2 separate regions of the Homo sapiens genome follow, and region 1 is linked to region 2. A link is a contact called in ENCODE Hi-C or POLR2A ChIA-PET data. All regions are on one chromosome and are shown on one strand. The core of a region is the stretch at or near the end of the contact, and the rest is flanking DNA. Distances in the headings are between cores, read along the strand shown.

Region 1 (6,398 bases), core at 1,189-3,688, 75 kb before region 2:
AAAAGGGAAATGGAGTAGCCCCTAATTAAAGAGAGAAAGTCTAAGCACCCAAAGAGAAACGAACAATAATGAAAACTTTGAAGTTGACATTTTTTTATGCCTGATCTCATTGGTCATAAAAGGGTAAATCACCGCTGGTTGCAAGCCTACTGTGTTTCTAGCACCAATGGTGGGTACTTCATATGTGTGGTCTCATGGATGTACAGGAAGGGGAGCAGGTTGATGACAGCTTGTCTGACTTACCAATGATGATCCTGAGAATCAGAGAGAGAAAGTAAAGTAATGTACCTGTTCTTCTCCTGTGTTCATTGCCTGTTAACATACCAGCTACCTACTCTTCTCTATCCTTTCCTTTGTCATTTCTAATTCTAGAACTGAATGATAAAATACCAGTTCTCAAAATCTAAAATCTGAGCTTATGTCTCACAAGTCTGTTTTGTTTCAACATGATGAGAATTAGTCTAAAACTGAGAAGCCACCTAGGAGCAGTTGGACACATTTCACAGGCAAGATTCCAGTGTGGAAATCACAGGAGAATGGCTGTCATGAATTTGGGAAGCTATGTACAATACAGAAGAAGCTGTGTTTCCATTCTAGGAGACCTAGGCCAGACATGTGAGTAGGAAGGAAGGGGATTAGCTACTCAAAATAGACAAAATGAAAAAAATAAGAATTGTGCAATATGTAGTGGCTATCAGAAATAAGATATGGAGTGGGGGATTATGGTACTGGGTTAATTTTAGGAATAAAAGGAATTTCCCTGCATTCCCCCGAAATGCCTCTCATCCCCAGATATAATCACAGGTGCTAGACATTGATTCAATAGGGAGAACACACAGATTGTTAAAAACAAAACCGAGCTTCAGTGGCAGAGACCAATATGTCAGTCTGAAATCTGTCTCTCAACTAGTTGTGTGGGTATCTGTGAAACAAGTAGCCTCATTTAGTCTTGGTTTTACCATCTGTGGCAATATTCCCTGAACTGCCTCTTCCATGAGGTTGCTGGGATGCTACAAAGAGAAAATACACAATCACAAATCACCAAAAGAGAAGCAAAATAAATGAGATTGTTTATTTTTACAAGTAGTTTGTCAAGTTCCTCAAATAAAGTCCAATTTTTAAAAGACTTGAACACGTGATGACGTGGTCACACCCAATAAAACAGGGTCAGGAAAGCTGAGAAGGAACCAAGGCTTGAGAACAATGTTTGTGACCTAAGAATAAAGAATTTAAGTTTTGGAATAAGATAAAGAAAAGCAAAGAAAGGATAGGCCGGCTTGGATAGAGAGTATTGTGTTAGGCTGGGCGCAGTGGCTCAAGCCTGTAATCCCAACACTTTGGGAGGCTGAGGCAGGTGGATCACGAGGTCAGTAGTTTGAGACCACCTGATCAACATGGTGAAATCCCATCTCTACTAAAAAATACAAAAATTAGCCAGGCGTGATGGCATGCACCTGTAATCTGAGCTACTCAGGAGGCTGAGGCAGGAGAATCCTGCTTGAACCCGGGAGGCAGAGGTTGCAGTGAGCTGAGATGGCACCACTGCACTCCAGCCTGGGTGACAGAGAAAGACTCCATCTCAAAAAAAAAAAAAAAAAGAGTATTGTGTTAAACATGACTAAGAGAAAAGAGAGCAAGTGAGGGCCTGTACTTGCTCCTCTGGCAGTTAGTTCTTCACCACTAGAATTGTTAAAGAAAAACTACATGTTTACCTATCAGAAATGTTATAAAGGGAATTCCCACATTGTGGAGATGTTAAGGCATATCACTCTTAAGTTTTCCTCTAGTTTCAAGATTTGATCAAAGGCCACAAAATATGGCAGGATCAATTTCAAAATGCATTATTAGTGACCCAGATAGAAATTTAAGATAAAACTCAAGCTCACATTAAATATATAGATGGATTGGTAATGTCTCTCATAATAATGAGAAATGGTCAATTGTATAGTATGTACTGCCACGCAGGAAAAAAAACAAGATATTCAGTCATTAACCTGTTGTAGGATCTTGGGCAAGCTACTTAACCTTATTGGGTCTTACTCCTAGGTTTACTCTGCTCTTAGGATCATGAAATCCTTCTCTTGGCTTGAGTTTATTTAAGATAGGGAATCCAGTCTCCTCATCTCTTAGCAGAGGGGGTTGGACTTCTTATCATTCTCTCTAAGGATACAATATATCTGACAACCTAAAATCCTATATTTCACAAAGGAGAGTTGTCCAGAAAATAGAACTGTTCCTTTGAAAGAAAATATTTTTCTCTGTGTTGAAGAAAGGTCACCTTACATTTGGGGCAACAAAAAGGTTATCAAATCTTTCTTTGAAAACAACAAGGAATTAGTTATGGAGTAAAAAAACTGAACTAAAAAGATAATCATTTACAGCTTTATTGCCTCATGGCAAAAGCAGTTCATGTTACCTTTAACGTTGTCTTCAAAATTACAAGACTCTAAATTATAGGGCGTGTTGTAACCATAACCACCTACAAATATTACAAGATTACTTTCTTAACCATTGCCCTTCATTCTAAGTTCCCCACCCACATTTACCTCAAAGTCTGACCTCTCTCTTTCATGTTCATTCCTTTCTTTCCAAAATGCCTTTTCATAAAAGTCTGAATCTATAATTTGTATTTTATTAAATCTACCTATATCACTTCTACTTCATCATGAGATGGACACTTTTTTTGATGCAAATCCCCCAAAATATGATTACATCTTTTTACACGGTCTTAGTGGAAATGGCCATTGATAGTCCCAAGTCCTTATTGTCTAGACCTGGAGTGACAACTCCTAGGCTTTCTCTGCTCTTAAGATCATGAAATCCTTCTCTTGGCTTGAGTTTATTTCAGATAGGGAATCCAGTGCAAGGGCAGAGCTCGACAGGACACTGAGTATAGCTAAGCAGGAAGTAAAGATCTATTGCTTAATTTCTTTATGGTGATAAAGGAGAATCAACAGAAGAGAGGGTAAAAAAGGAAGAAAGCTAGCTCTTGTTGAACACTTACTATATTCTAGGCACAGTGTTAAGCACATTAGTCATTGTCCCACTGAATCAGCATAATATCCCAGCAACTACTATGTCTAAACATGGGGTTAGGCACTTGAAGTCTTTATCCTTTGACGACTCATGATGCCCATTTCAATGGAGTGAAAACATGTAAGCCATTCTCTGATACCACACAGCTGATAACTGGCTAAAACAAGACTCACACTCATCTTTCACCCTCATGTCCAATTCTCTTTTCTTTCTATCCTAGCTGCCACCTGGTATGTAAGAGTTTTATGGTTGTAAAGGCAAATAAAATGTTTTATGGTTGCCCAATGGAGGATTTGATAAATTCTCCACCCCAAATTTTCTCTCACAGAGACTGATGATGATATACATGTACAAAGATGGTACAAAAACATTTATAACTCACATCATAGAACTTTCTGGGGGGAGCATGACCAGGCACCCAAGCTGCTGGGGAATCACTCTAGTGAAGGGATGGGCAAGTGGCTTTGGCTGTTATCATGGCTAGGGACTGGGGCCAGGGTGAAGGGCCCTATACCTCAGACCAGGGATTCCATGGTTAGAACTTCCTTCTGGTGCAAATGGAGGGTACACCTAGGCTTTCTAATCAGCTTACTCAGACATGGAGCAAGAGGGAAGGCAGAGAGATAGAGCATGAACACTGTGAGTGGTCACACATAAAAAAATGGAGTCACGGCCGGGTGCGGTGGCTCACACCTGTAATTCCAGCACTTAAGGAGGCGAGGAGGGCAGATCACGAGGCCCGGAGATCGAGACCATCCTGGCTAACATGGTGAAACACTGTCTCTACTAAAAATACAACAAAAATTAGCCAGGCATGGTGGCGGGCACCTGTAGTCCCAGCTACTGGGGAGGCTGAGGCAGGAGAATGGCGTGAACCCGGGAGGCGGAGCTTGTAGTGAGCCAAGATCGTGCCACTGCACTCCAGCCTGGGTGACAGAGAAAGACTCAGTCTCAAAAAAAAAAAAAAAAAGAAAAGAAAGAAAAAAGAAAAAATTGAGTCACATATCTATGCTGTATAATGACCCAGTCAGGGTAGTTAATGTATTCATCACTTCATGCATTGATTACTTTTTTGTGGTGAGAACTTTCAAAAGCCTCTTTTCTAGGTACTTTGTAATGCACAGTATTTGTTAACCATAATACAACATAGATACGTGTTAAAACATGAAATTGTACCTCAAAAATACGTACAATTACAATGTGTCATTTAAATGTGTCCCTGGTCTGTGGCATAGGGCCCTTCACCCTGGCCCCAGTCCCTAGCCATAATAACACCCAGAGCCACTTGCTCGTCCCTTCACTAGGATGATTCCCCAGCACCATGGGTGCCTGGCCATTCCCCCCCCTAGAAAGTTCCATAATGTGAGTTATACATCTTTTCATACCATCTTTGTACATGTGTATCATCATCAGTCTCCATGAGAGGAAATTTAGGGTGGAGAGTTTATTAGAAAGAATAAATAATAAATAAATAATTTTTTAAATAAATAAAGCCTAGCATATTAATTATTACAAAGATTAGATAAACAAGATAAAGTTATCCAGTATAACGACCTTTTGTGTATGTCAAAACATAAAGAACATATTTAAATATTCAAAGAATTAGCTCTAAATGTACACTTCTAATATATGGCCATAACAAAGCTCCTTTAGAATCATATATTTTAAAAATGGAGTTGCCCTCTTTGCTACAATAAATGAGCTGAATAGGTAGAAGGCGATGTGCTCTGAGTCAAGATTTAGAAACGTCACTCAGACAATGACATTTGCCTTAGAACATTCTTTCCCTTATACCCAAGCCCGAGAGAGAGAGTCAGGAAGCTCTGCCTGGTGATAACCTCAAAAGAACAGCACCTGTTTCTTTCTCTGTGCCTAATGAAGGCTACGCAGATGAAAGCACAACACTCAGTTGTAAACAATAATCAACCCCAGTCCATCAGAAGCCAAATTATATGTTTGTGTGGATGGAAAGGGCTGAAAATTCCCACCTGCTAGTGGCTGGGTAAAACATGCTCCAGTCCAGTGTTCATGAGAACATCTCAAGAGCTAGCTTCAAACTAAACACTTCACTAATATTTATTGTGACTACAGTGTATGCCAAGTATTTTAGATGCATTCTTTTCAATCCACCCCCATAACCAGCATGCATGGCAGTTGTTCAAATCAAATGTGTTATAGTATAGTGAAGCTCAGATGGGGCTGCAGCAGTGTACAACTCCAGAGGGAGTTGTTTTCATCGTCATCTATGTGGGTGGCATCTACTGAGGCTGTACGGTGAATGGCCTGTAGAGCTGTGCTGGGGGCCCTGCTCAGAAGTGTGAAGTAACTTGCTCTAGATAACACACCTAGGAAATGGCCGTTCTGTAATTTGAACCCAAGCCTTTAGAATGACAAAGTTCATATGTGAGTTCTTCTGTAAGATATGGGAAACTGATTTTTAAAATGGCTGAAAGGAAGTTAGGGGTGGCAGTGGTAATATATTTTTGTAATTGCTTTTCCTTAAGGTCTGTCTTCAGGGCTTTCAAGAAGAAAATTAGCATTCAGTCTGGGACTCCCAAGGGTGGCAGTTGGCAAGCAGTAAATACAAGCCTATGAATGTTAAGCAGGACATCGACTAGGCATTTCAGTGCAGTATTGGCCTCTTATGTTTGGAATTCCTAAGTTCTGGGTTCAGGAGTTATTTTTGGTGAGGAATCAGGAGGATGATGAGGCTCAGGAAAGAATTAGAAAAGCTCTTGAATACTCACCTGTTTAGGAACACTGATCACACTTGCAGGAAAAGAGAGTTATAAAGAGCATTCTAAAGTTTATTTGGATCAGTAGCCCATAAGAACGTAGACAAAGTCAATCAAACAATGCTAGACTCTGGGGAGCCCCTTCTCTGTGTGTGGAGGCAGTATTACACACAGTTGAGGGTGTGCATTGAGCTGAGTGCTTTGAGGCATAACTTGGAGAGTGAGACCAGGACAAAGCCCCTGAGGAGTTGACAACCTAACGAAGAATATGGCACTGAATACCAGGTCCGGAAGTTAAGAAAAATGGCCCCGAGAAGATGGCATATGCACTGAGCCTTTAGTCATTACTGTGAGTTAAGCTTACAATGGTAAATGAGACTGATTAGGGCCCTGCTTTCAGTGTGCTAAACTTAAGCATATAAATAAACTAAAAAGAAAGAAGCCAATACTGAATACAATTAAGCAACGGGATTAAGCAATGGGATAGTGACTAGGGAGGGATGGCAATCAGATGATGAGCTGAGGGCAGCCCTCACTGAATAAGGGACATTGGAACTAAGACCTGAATGACAAGAAATTGTCAGCAAAGAAAAGATCAGGAGCCTAAAATTTAGGCAGAAGGAGCAG
Region 2 (6,147 bases), core at 1,569-4,068:
AACTCACTGTGCGTCAGACACTATGCTTACATGTATGAACTCACAACAATTCAGTGAGGTAACCACTATTATTATCTCTTTTTTACAGATAAGGAAGTTTCCTGATGCCCACAAAGTTTAAATAACGGACTCGAGGTTACCCAGCAATAAATGTTGAAAAAGAGTTTAAATTAGTTGGCTTTCAGAGTTTGTGTTTTGGACAACTATATTCTACTTTGGACAGCACTGTATTTTCTCATTGTAAAAGCAGGCAGGATGGAGTAAAAAATAAAAGTCAAAACAATTTGAAAACAATATTTTGTGATGAACATAAAACATTTTCTACAATCAGCATCCTTCATTTGATTGTCTTACTTTATTATCTGGTAAGTGCCAAAAGAAGACAAAGTGTAGATGTATTTTCCTTAGTTTACTTTTAGCTCCCTTTATTTCAAGCCTCACAGTCAATGTGTTCCCTGCCTTATGTTTCAAGGGGGCTCCAGGGTATTTTTTCTCCCATGTGATTACAAAAGCAGTTAGCCGTTTAGCCTAGCAGGGGGAATGAGAGGAAACGGAGAGGCCAAAAATTTTAAACTTTAGGCACTATATCTCCAATAACTGACAACATTTTATCTTAATTATGCTTTATAGTATTGGAATACTAAACAAAGAGGAACGACCTGCTTACTCTGTAGTCTGGAGCAGAATGAAATAGAACACGTAGGGCAGAACACAACAAATGAGTTGTAAATGTCTGTGCACAAGGCTTGATCTTGGGGATGGAGGGAGGATATTTTTTAAGTTATTCAAACGCTGAGTTGCTTTCAAAGAGTTCTTCTCAGACATCAACAATGAACTCTTCAGATACCCTCATCCCAGACAGCCCTGAAGTCCAGTTTATAACAAGACCAATAACTCACTCCTTATCTCTAAAGCTACTTGTTCAATTCTCTTGACTTCAGGGCCAAAATGAGTTGTTTATTACTTATGGCAAGTATAAAAAAGGCCATCTCAACCTGTGGTCAGTTCCACGAATGGCAACTTGTTTTCTGATAACTTGCATGCACATGGACAATAGCCAAATTTCCAAAAAGATTTAGGTACATCAATTGTATACCGATGGTCATTTAAAACCATTTTTTCCAGCAATATTTTAGCATCTAATTTGATAAATCACTGCATTTGGAGGCTGTGGGGGTGTACAGAGACCTTCAGAAAGCAAACATAAACTGGAGGCTTGGCGGTTTGAAGATATTCAAGCAGAAAAGTCTAGCAAAGAAAAAGGGGGTTGTAATATGGATCAGTCTCCATGTAACCTTGAGCCAATCATCTAACTTCTCTGAAACACCAGTTTTCTCATTTTATGAAACAAGATTTTATTCAATAAACACTATAACTTAGTGAAAGACTGGATCTGGTATCCCGTAGGCTTGGATGGATTGCTGGTACTAGTATTGGAGCTTTTGTTTCCCTGTTTGTTACAATTCGGATATTAGTGAGTACCCTACAGAGGAATAATGATTAAATTGTCTACTTAATTTACTCTTAAGTGTCTGACCACGTATAAGTGGTCAATACAGGCTGTTTTCATTTTTACTATTACTGATGGAACACACTGCATGACTAGCATTGGGAAAGAGGCCCAGAATACAAGGTTGTGCAGAATGCAAAGTCTATTCTCAAGGAATTCGCTTTGTAGGGAAGAGGTGGGGGGTTCAAATAGGAAGTATCAAATTCCTCATTGGGAAAGAAAAGAGGCTTCATAGAAAAGCTGCTGGAGCCCAGGCTTAAAGATGAGTAGCATTGGGGCCAGAACCAGATGTCTAAGAACTCTTTGAGGCTTAATGTTAGGAACTTTTGAAACTATTGGTCTGGAATGTTGTATATATGAAGTTCATTTTTTCAGCATCCAATATTCAGAACACATTCATTCATTAACTTTCCATCCAGAAATGTAATCATTAACTACTGCTGGAGCCTCCTTTCCCACAAAACCAAACAAAACTTGCTTAGCAATCCCAATTCTGAGGCTTGGAAAACACTTTTACATCCTACTCTCTGCTTGCATGTATGAACTCACATACATGAGTTGTGAGGTACTCCTCCTATATTCAGAAAATTGGAGGCCAATATCATAGGCACAGCCAGGGAATGCACCGGCCAAAGCTCAGGCTTTTGGGTGGCATTTGACACCAAGCTCCTTTTAAATCGGGCATCAGCTCTGGGTCAGCAGCCTCACTCCAGTCAAAGAAGAGGAGCCAAACGTCGCAGGAGCAATTTCAAAGACGTCTGGGGAACGAAAAGGGTCTTCGATCCAAGGACCAGCCTAGGGGCCATCGGGAACCAAGGCTCTGGGGGATCCCAGCAGGGCCCAGACGCCCGCCTCGGGCAATGTCGCTGCCTGCCCCGGGCCGCTCGCAGTGCCTGGGCCATACTGGGGTGCCCTGGGGTTTCTTCTCCATACCCAGACTCAGCTTCCCCGCTGGAGTCTGTCTTCCTGGAACACGGAACGCGGGCGGGCTGTGTTCTCAGTCACAATCAGCTCGGATGAGCTGGGGGGCGCGGGCGCAAGCGGGCATCGGCACCTGGCAGAAAGCGCCGCGCCCCCCGCGGGTGCGCACACCTCCGCTCCCCGGGGCGGCGCGCGGTCGGGTGTGCGGGGTACGGGGCGGGGCGGAGCGGAGCAGAGCAAAGCGCACAGGAGGCCCGCCTCTGCTCCCCTCCCCCGCCGGCGAAGATTGACACAGCTCGAGCACCCGCCCCAACCAATGAGCGCGTCCTGGGGCGGGCCCTGGGACCGGCTGCTCCGGCTACTTAGAGTCGTCGGCGCGGCGGTGGGAAAGCAGAGCCGAGCCGGGACTGTCCAGTGGGAGCAGGCGCCCCGGCCAGCGCAGACCTGGAGGCGCACGGGCGCCGCACCGCACGATTCGGCTCGGGGTAGAGCGGAGCCGCAGCCCCACGCGCAGCCCAGGACCCACTCGCCACCGCCGCTTCCTCAGCACCCATGGGGACCAGGAGACTTTAAAGGAGTTTGGGGTTTCGGGAGCAGGGAAATCACGGGTAGGGAGAAGCGGCTTTCTTTGCCTTGGAAACGGTTTTTCTTCATCCGATTGTTTGGATCCTGTGCTGGGTAGGAGGGAGAGGGGTCTTTGGGCTAAAAGTGAACCTCTCTACACACACACGCTCCCACCCACACCCACACACATACACTGCACTGGCTTTCTCCATCCTTCCCCTGCCTCTTTGTTAGGTTATTTTAGACAGAGCAGCCTCGCCCTGGCGCAGTCCCATTGGCCCTGATGGGGACAAGGCAAGAGAAGTAAGGGGCAGAGTGCACCTGCCTGTGAGGGCAGGTGTGCCCGGGTGCTTGGGCGTACGTGCAACGGCGAGCGTGCAAGCGTGGAGCTGAAATTGTGTACGAATGTGTGGGGTCTAAGTGTGCCAGTGTGTCGTCGCGAAGGTTTGTCATTGTGGGTGTATGTGACATACACCAGTATACCAGGCTGCCAGTGTCTGGACTCCCAAGTGTCCAAAATGTTGCTGGTGTCAAGTGAATGCCTGAGAATGTGTCTGATTGTCATTGTGCGAGCCGCTGTAAGGGGAGGAAGGCAACCTAGTGCAAAACTGGGAGGTGGGCTGGAGAGGGTGGGGACAGAAATGGGAGCTTGCTCCCAGCTCACTGGCCTTAGGCTCCCTTCTCCCTTTCAGCCCACCCCTCGGTCCTTCCTGGGTGTCCGTCTCCCACACTGCCACAGCCAGCACTCTCCTCCCCACCGGGACCCCGCAAGCTCTCCAGCCAGCCTGGGTGTTTTCTTCTGGGAGTTGGACCGAGTTCCCGGAAGGGGTCGGAGGCTGTGTGGTGGCGTCTGCTCTCGCCTGACCTGTGGCGGCTTCTCCGCCCCTCGTACCCCTGGGGAGGCACGGAGGACTCGGCTGGAAAGGGTGACTCCGGTGAGGGCACGTAAGCTAGCCGGCAGGTCCCAGGGGCACTGCACGTCTTGGGGAGGGACACCGAAAGGGGCAGCCCGGACTCTGACGGTGTCTCTGCCTCTCTGTGCCTCCGCAGATCCCCGCTCCTGGCCCTCGCCTCGCCACCTCATTGATGGGCAACCAACTGGACCGCATCACCCACCTCAACTACAGCGAGTTGCCCACAGGGGACCCGTCGGGGATTGAAAAGGACGAACTGCGGGTCGGGGTTGCCTACTTCTTCTCGGATGATGAGGAAGACCTGGACGAACGCGGGCAGCCCGACAAGTTTGGCGTGAAGGCCCCCCCGGGTTGCACCCCCTGCCCGGAGAGCCCCAGCCGCCACCACCACCACCTGCTGCACCAGCTGGTCCTCAACGAGACTCAGTTTTCCGCCTTTCGGGGCCAGGAATGCATCTTTTCCAAAGTGAGCGGTGGCCCTCAGGGCGCCGACCTAAGCGTCTACGCGGTCACCGCGCTGCCAGCGCTCTGCGAACCCGGCGACCTGCTGGAGCTGCTGTGGCTGCAGCCCGCGCCGGAGCCGCCCGCGCCCGCCCCGCACTGGGCCGTCTACGTGGGCGGCGGGCAGATCATCCACCTGCACCAAGGCGAGATCCGCCAGGACAGCCTGTATGAGGCGGGCGCGGCCAACGTGGGCCGGGTGGTGAATAGCTGGTACCGCTACCGCCCGCTGGTGGCCGAGCTGGTGGTGCAGAACGCCTGCGGCCACCTGGGCCTCAAGAGCGAGGAGATCTGCTGGACGAACTCGGAGAGCTTCGCCGCCTGGTGCCGCTTTGGCAAGCGGGAGTTCAAGGCGGGAGGGGAGGTGCCGGCAGGCACGCAGCCCCCGCAGCAGCAGTACTATCTCAAGGTGCACCTGGGAGAGAACAAGGTCCACACCGCCAGGTTTCACAGCCTGGAAGACCTCATCCGCGAGAAGCGCCGTATCGACGCCAGCGGCCGCCTGCGAGTGCTCCAGGAGCTCGCCGACCTCGTGGACGACAAGGAGTAGCCGCCTAGGGGCTGCCGGCCCCTCTGCCTCCCCCGCACCTCGCTCCCTTCCCTTCCCCGCACCCGGACTTCGCAGTCAGCGGTTCTCAACCTCTGCCCCGCCCCGCCACGCGCGTCCGCCGCCGGTGGCCCGGGCCCGGGCTGCACCCCCGCATCCCCAAGCCAGCGGCAGGAAGTCTCAGGAACTGCCCCAGGGCCGAAAGGGCGCCGCTGCGAGCGCCTGGCTGACAGCCACAGCGGTGGTGACGGTGCTGGGAGACCCCGCGTGCGCTTTCCCCTTGAGATGTAAACCGGGAACGGGGAAGGGGCTGAGGGGAGAAAGGACATGGCCTTCCCCGCGAGTCCATGGCCAGTGACTGTGGCCCGACTCGAAAACAACCCTCTTCTCAAAAGGGACCATCACCGCCCCGAGCGTGCGCACACAGACCGGTCGGAGGCGAGAACTGGTCTCTACAGGGCACAGTTCAGCTCCTCTGTGGATGCGTCCCCAGATCGCAGGATTTCCAAGAAATCGAGCCTGTCCCTTGTGCACTTGGGAATAATTCCCCAAGACAGCACTTCGGGATTCCGGGTTATCCTGAGGCTGCCCGGGACTTTTCCAGCTCTCCAGCCCCAGGTCTCCTGACATTGTGTTCCAGGCTGCGGGCTAAGCCAGACAGTGTTTGCCTCCGGTTCTTTCCACCGTGGGAAGCGAACGCCACCCCCACCCGCCTTTGCCTGCGAGTCTCCCTCGCTGGCAGAAGGGAAGCCGGCCCGGTCCCGGGAGGAAGATGGCGCTGCGAATTCGGTGAGGACAGCCGGCCCCGCCCCCGACAAGGAGCTCGCTCGTTCACCTGGTGTCTGGGAACTTGAATGTGTGAAGGGCGCTTATTGTTCTGAACCCTTGATTGCTCCCTCCTCGGGCTGCATTTCAAAAATAGTCATATTTTTAAAGGAGTTGGAGGAGAGGGAGGGGGAGGACATGGCACCATTCCAGAAACCAGCATTGTTACAACACCATAGCCAGTATATTTAGTTTGGCTTTTCCTAACATAGAAATCTTCAAAGCTGGGGAAGTGGAAATAAAGTTTTAAAAATGAGAGAGCAGTTTTCCAACTATGTCAACAAAGCCTATCGTGTTGATGTTTTTATTGACCATTTTAGCAACAGGCTAATAAAATTTCAAATTGAAATTTTTATTTTCATGGC

The links. Hi-C counts contacts between places; a loop is a spot of excess contacts on that map. ChIA-PET counts read pairs that join two places held with the same protein, here RNA polymerase II (POLR2A). Pooled maps may share reads with other maps.
Region 1: a loop to region 2 is called in a map of colonic mucosa, with 4 times the contacts of the local background. The contact joins the enhancer-like site here to the promoter of LRATD1 in region 2. A Hi-C loop is called at or near these places in 2 of 168 maps with a recorded cell type or tissue (colonic mucosa and mucosa of descending colon) and 1 of 50 pooled maps. POLR2A ChIA-PET finds 5 or more read pairs at or near these places in 3 of 52 experiments (H1, OCI-LY7 and PC-9).

The regions. Positions count from the first base shown.
Region 1 is chr2:14,555,658-14,562,055 of GRCh38, forward strand. No RefSeq gene overlaps it. Among named protein-coding and RNA genes, the nearest start is that of LRATD1, 74 kb to the right of the region's middle. Within about 2 kb of position 2,439, at least 2 of the 41 ENCODE cell types and tissues checked have a DNase peak (open chromatin) inside an H3K27ac peak, as active enhancers do.
Region 2 is chr2:14,629,899-14,636,045 of GRCh38, forward strand. LRATD1 (LRAT domain containing 1) reads left to right here and starts at 2,819. Exons shown (of 2, transcript NM_145175.4): 1 at 2,819-3,039; 2 at 4,046-6,147. The coding sequence starts at 4,082. The coding sequence ends at 4,960.